Regions from separate parts of the Homo sapiens genome. Here region 1 is linked to region 2. The links are chromatin loops, found by intact Hi-C in ENCODE. Cell type or tissue: dorsolateral prefrontal cortex. All regions are shown on one strand. Each heading gives the region's core, and the rest is flanking DNA. Links, peaks and the distances in the headings are about the cores only.

Evidence for each region. Hi-C counts contacts between places; a loop is a spot of excess contacts. Peaks named below come from ENCODE experiments on the same cell type or tissue, not always from the same donor. Only the 100,000 strongest peaks of a DNase experiment are listed, where the experiment ranks them.
Region 1: a loop joins it to region 2, with 3 times the contacts of the local background. A loop is called at or near these places in 24 of 110 quality-filtered maps.

Annotation. Positions count from the first base shown.
Region 1 is chr1:108,511,303-108,514,235 of GRCh38, forward strand. No RefSeq gene overlaps it. Among named protein-coding and RNA genes, the nearest start is that of EEIG2, 47 kb to the right of the region's middle. In dorsolateral prefrontal cortex, for the core only: CTCF peaks have their summits at 1,361 (motif pointing right) and 1,562; no DNase peak of the experiment used is centred there.
Region 2 is chr1:108,897,099-108,899,953 of GRCh38, forward strand. GPSM2 (G protein signaling modulator 2) reads left to right here. Exons shown (of 15, transcript NM_013296.5): 4 at 394-529; 5 at 861-1,003; 6 at 1,544-1,667; 7 at 1,781-1,896. Among named protein-coding and RNA genes, the nearest start is that of GPSM2, 22 kb to the left of the region's middle. In dorsolateral prefrontal cortex, for the core only: CTCF peaks have their summits at 1,197 (motif pointing left) and 1,396; a DNase peak (open chromatin) is centred at 1,208; H3K4me3 peaks cover 623 bases; H3K27ac peaks cover 1,541 bases.

The sequences.
Region 1 (2,933 bases), core at 239-2,738, 390 kb before region 2:
CTTAGATTCCATGATCCATCAACTTAACCAATACCTTACATATCCCTTTACTCCTGATGCCTCTTTTATTTCCCTTATTCATTTGGCAAAACCATCACCTTGAGTAAATCCCTGCAACTTCACCTCTGTGGCTGACTGGAGCTATAGGCACACTTCTTCCAATGCAGCTGAAAAACGGGTACAAATTCGGTTAAGAATTTGCGGATATGATAGCGGAAAGATGAAGGAGGCCCATAAAATGGCTTCCATGTCTTCAGTGAAGAATGAAGCACTGTGGTAAAAGTGAGGATGTAAGGATGTGAGGGAGAGAGGATCAGAAAGACAGGATGTGAGGACAGAAGTTTGAAGAGATTTGAAAAAGGTACAGCATCATTTTTATGGAGACAGGGAGATGATGTTACCAGAGAAACTGGGCACTATGAGTACCAATTTACAATCATGATTTTTTAGGATATCAATTTGTGAAACTTGCAGTGCATCAAGTAGCTCACAACTGAGCACACTGACCTTATGTAGCTTTAGTGGACCACTATTTCAGAACCCTTTGTCAGAGTATACCAGCCTCCACTCTGCTATGACATGCAGTTATTCTAGTCTACAGTCCAGAGGCTCTGCGCCAATCTATTCTTCTTAGTGTACAGAATTTAGGCATTATGGAGCTGAACAACAGAGGGAGCCAGGATCCTGATTGCTATGGAAACGTCATGTCATCCTGGATTACATAGGTTTATGTGTGACAGAAATAAACTAGGATCGGACCTTAAGCCACTGGTATTTCAGGTTTTCTCCACCACCCCCAGCTGATTGTAAATATAACCAACAAAAAGCTCCAATGAATAATGTACAACTATTCAGAATAACGGATCACCACAAAAATGCCCATGTTAAACCATAGTAAAAATGACTATCAATATAGGGTTTGAAACTGTTAATTATATTGAAGTCAAAATAACTTTCGCGTTTATATGAAATCAAGAGATTAGAAATATCTGTTTTACTAACTTATAAATCCACATAGTAATGATATTTATGAAATAAAAGACTTTGTAAAAATGATAAATGAAAACAGCAATAATTGTGCAAATTGCCTCAACATTTCATTTAGCCAGTATTTATGGAGTATATAAACAGTGCTACACAGTATGTTGTCTGCTAGGGATATGAACATGAAATAGTCTCTAACTTCCATTGAGGAGCCAACAGAGACATAAACAGATAACTTTCTCTCTGTTTATCTTCAGTGTGATTTTTTATTTATGAACAGATTTTATAAATTTAGCAAATGGATAAAAAATATTTTTTTAGCCTTGGAAAAGATACCAGTTTTGGTGGGGAAAAAGGCTAAATGTAATTTGGCTCACTGAGCAGTAGAGGGTGATAGAACACCAAAATGACAGCTTGAGAATGCCTTTAGACCACGTTGTATTTTTCTATAAACAATTCATTCAATTAATATTTTTCCACAAACTCAATGACATATTTAGCTATGAATATAAAAGTACATAAGGAAATTATAAATAAAGTGCAGTCATAATTTGGGAAAAGCAAGGGGAAAAAATTAGCAATTTTCACTTATTCCTGTTTTATTTATTATTCTTTATTACATTTTTTTCCTCCGTGTTACAATATCAGGAAAGCTCATCGACCGAGGAAATACATTGCACCAGTTTTTTCTCATAAGTGTTACAAATAAAGGTTGTCTTATTGGTATCTTTCATGTTAAGGGTCAAGTTAATGAAAGCCAATGTGGTAGGTGCATGGCAACAGCAAAAGACAAAAGAATGATAAAATCTTTATATCTGTGGGTAGCATCTTTTTGAAGCATGAAATTTAATAACCCTGATTTACGTCAGTTCTTTTGACAGTAATATGTCATATATAATATTCACATGATAAAACTCTTTAAAATGCAACTACAGCAAAGTGGTGTTTCCTCATCAGAATATATTTTGTTTAAAATTATTGTGAAAGTGCCTCTTATTTATGTTATTATAATGCATTTCCTACAAAAAGAGAAAGTGGCTTTTCTTCATCCGAATATATTTTGTTTACAATTATTGTGAAAGTGCTTCTTATTTATGTTATTATGGACAATTAACTCTCCCTTTTCAAGGGCATAAATGAGCAGTTATTTGTGGAGCACACACTAGGTGCTCAATTTATGTATGTTCAGAGGAAGAGATTTTTGAAACTTTGAGTTAGGCTAGAGTGCTGTTTTAGTTTCCTAGGACTGACTTAACAAATTACTAGAAACTGGGTGGCTTAAAACAATAAAAATTTAGTTTCTCACAGTTCAGGAGGCCAGAAGACCAAAATCAAAGTGTTGGCAAGGTTGGTTCCTTCCAGAGGTTCTAAGGGAGAATCTGTTCCCTGCTTCATTCCTGATTGCCAGCAATCCTTGGCATTCCTTGGCTTCTGGCTGCACCACTCTAGTCTCTGCCTCCACCATACATGGCATTCTCTGTGGGTGTCTGTGACTTTTTTTATATATACTTTAAGCTCTGGGATACATGTGCAGAACGTGCAGGTTTGTTACATAGGTATACATGTGCCATGGTGGTTTGCTGCACTTATCAACCCATCATCTAAGTTTTAAGCCCTGCATGCATTAGGTAGTTCTCCTAATGCTATTCCTCCCCTTGCCCCTACCCGCCAAAAGGCCCCAGTGTGTAATGTTCCCCTCCCTGTGTTCGTGTGTTCTCATTGTTCAACTCCCACTTATGAGTGAGAACATGTGGTGTTTGGTTTTCTGTTCCTATGTTAGTTTGCTGAGAATGATAGTTTCCAGCTTCATCCATGTCCCTGCAAAGAACTTTTTTATGGCTGCATAGTATTCCATGGTGTATATGTGCCACATTTTCTTTATCCAGTCTGTCATTGATGGGCATTTGGGTTGGTTCCAAGTCTTTGCTATTGTAAATAGTGTTGCAATA
Region 2 (2,855 bases), core at 1-2,500:
GCTTTTAAATATTCTTCCTTCTGAAATTAGCTATTACTTTAAAAAATATTTCTATTCAATTAACAAAAACTAACTTAATACATTTAATGAGTTCTACTTCAGTAACATCGCTTTTCAAAACTAACCTTTAGGCTGAACACAGTTTAATTGAATGAATAGTAGTGAATTGACCCTAGAGTTTAATTAAATGGATGAAAACTAATTACATTCAAATCCAGAAATGTAAGTTTTAAATATTTATTTAAAGTAGGTTTCAAAGCCAATGGGTTTTTCTTACCTTAAGCATGTCAGTTTGTCCTCTTGGAAAACTGTACTCTGGCTACTTTATATTTTAACACCATTTGTATTTTAATACCATTTGGTTTTTTGTTTTTTGTTTTTTGTTTTTTTCAGGACTATTGGAGACCAGCTGGGGGAAGCGAAAGCTAGTGGTAATCTGGGAAACACCTTAAAAGTTCTTGGGAATTTTGACGAAGCCATAGTTTGTTGTCAGCGACACCTAGATATTTCCAGAGAGCTTAATGACAAGGTAATACCGCAGCATTAGATGGTAGGCCTAATATTTTCATTCAAAGGGCTTTGCATTTTAATACTATTTAATTATTCTATAGTTTATTTTAAAATTAATACCAAAAAAGAAAACATTTATAGACTAATAGAAGTAAAAGAAAAAAAATTTAATGGAGAAAAAGAAGGAAATAGTAAGAGGTCTTTCATAAGTAATTATTTGATTGGTTCTGTATGGAGAGCCAATATAAAAATTTTTTTCCCTTGTCCGTAATACTAAGGATATTACAAATATATATGATAAACCTGACCTCTGTTTTCAAAATGTAAACTTTGCTGATGTCTTCATTTAGGTGGGAGAAGCAAGAGCACTTTACAATCTTGGGAATGTGTATCATGCCAAAGGGAAAAGTTTTGGTTGCCCTGGTCCCCAGGATGTAGGAGAATTTCCAGAAGAAGTGAGAGATGCTCTGCAGGCAGCCGTGGATTTTTATGAGTGAGTAGGGGCTGATATGGGCAGTCATGTAGGCCCATCTAAGCCGTGGATCTGCTGTACGTTCTTTATTCAGTAGTAAGTTTTTAAGTTTGGCAAAGATTTTAAAGTTATGAACTAGCAAAATCATCAATTCAGTTGCTTAAATGTTACAGTGTTATATTAGTAGTAATCTGCAGCTTTCATTTAAGTTGCAGACCAGTGCCACTTAGTGGCAAAAGCAAGAAATGTCAATGGTTGGTCTGTTATTTAGAGTAATTTAGTCTTTTACCAATAGAATTTCATAGAACTACTTAACTATAGGGGTTCCAAGATTAACTCTGTGCTTGACCCTGGGCAGAAACCTATCTGAATAGTTTAATAAAGTGTTCCCAGCTATTTCCTATAATTGCTCTTCATCATAGATGTCATCCTTAAAATGTTGCACATTATGGCTGTAAGCTTCCCTACATTTTTTTCTGATAAAAAGAATTAGATATGTAAATCACATACATAAAATTGTTCTGCAAACTTATTTTTTCATCACTTTTTGCGATCCCTTAGGGAAAACCTATCATTAGTGACTGCTTTGGGTGACCGAGCGGCACAAGGACGTGCCTTTGGAAATCTTGGAAACACACATTACCTCCTTGGCAACTTCAGGGATGCAGTTATAGCTCATGAGCAGGTACAGTGGAAAGCCTTGGAGCCAGATCATTTCCTCCATCAAAGTTCTGAACAGTGATTAGATCATTCTTCAGTTTTATTTTATCTACATCTAATTAAAATTGTTTGTTTCAGCGTCTCCTTATTGCAAAAGAATTTGGAGATAAAGCAGCTGAAAGAAGAGCATATAGCAACCTTGGAAATGCATATATATTTCTTGGTGAATTTGAAACTGCCTCGGAATACTACAAGTTAGTCTAATATTTCTGTAGATAAATGTAAAATGAATACTCAGTCCCATTAATTCATAGGCTTTAGGTTTAAAATCTGATTGTAGCAGAACTTTTGGCATCTAAGCCTCAATTTCCTTATCTGTAACAGAATATATCAATACTTCATTTTGGGGAATGCTGTGAGGATTGAATGAAATAATATACTAAACACAGTATCTGGTACACAGTGCTCAATAAATATTATTGTACATAAGATTTAATAGCAGCAGTATGACCCCTTTATAATATTGGTTTTTATCTTTAAAAGTAATTGTTTTTAAATGAAGTTTTCAACCTTTAATATCTTTTAAACCTGTTTAGCATATGTGGTGTATATTGTGTATATGCTTTATTTCACTCAGTTATGGGTTAGAAGAGAGGCCAAAAGAAAGCCTTGTAACAAAAATATTTATAGTCTATACCAGTGATCACTGAATTTTTTTCTCTACCTTCCCACCCTCTTATTGAGCAGTTCTCCCTTTACCCTCTTTCTGCCTATATTTGACTGTCACTGTAAGCTGAGTCCCCCATTCACTTACCTGAAGCATTTACAATCCCAGCTTCTTCTGTGGCAGGATCTCTCTTATCAGTAGATTTGAGACATAGATGATAGAAAGTTTAGACAGCTTCAAGTTGCCTGATCTGTGCTTTCTAGATTGAGTTTTCCCTAGTTAGTGGGGATTGAAGCCTCTTACAGATTTTGGGTAGAAGGCAGTTTGACTAAACCGAAGACACAGTGATTGATTTGTATTTTGTTAAAGAAGCCAATATGAGACAGTTCTGGATAATTTGTCATCTTCATAAAAAAGGTAAAATTGTTTTAGGCCTATCTAAAAAAATTAAATAGCATTCCACTTTGCTTTAAACATCAACTAATGGTTAATATTTGTTGGTTAGGTTAGTTAGATATGAAATAGCCTCCCAAATAAAATATATCA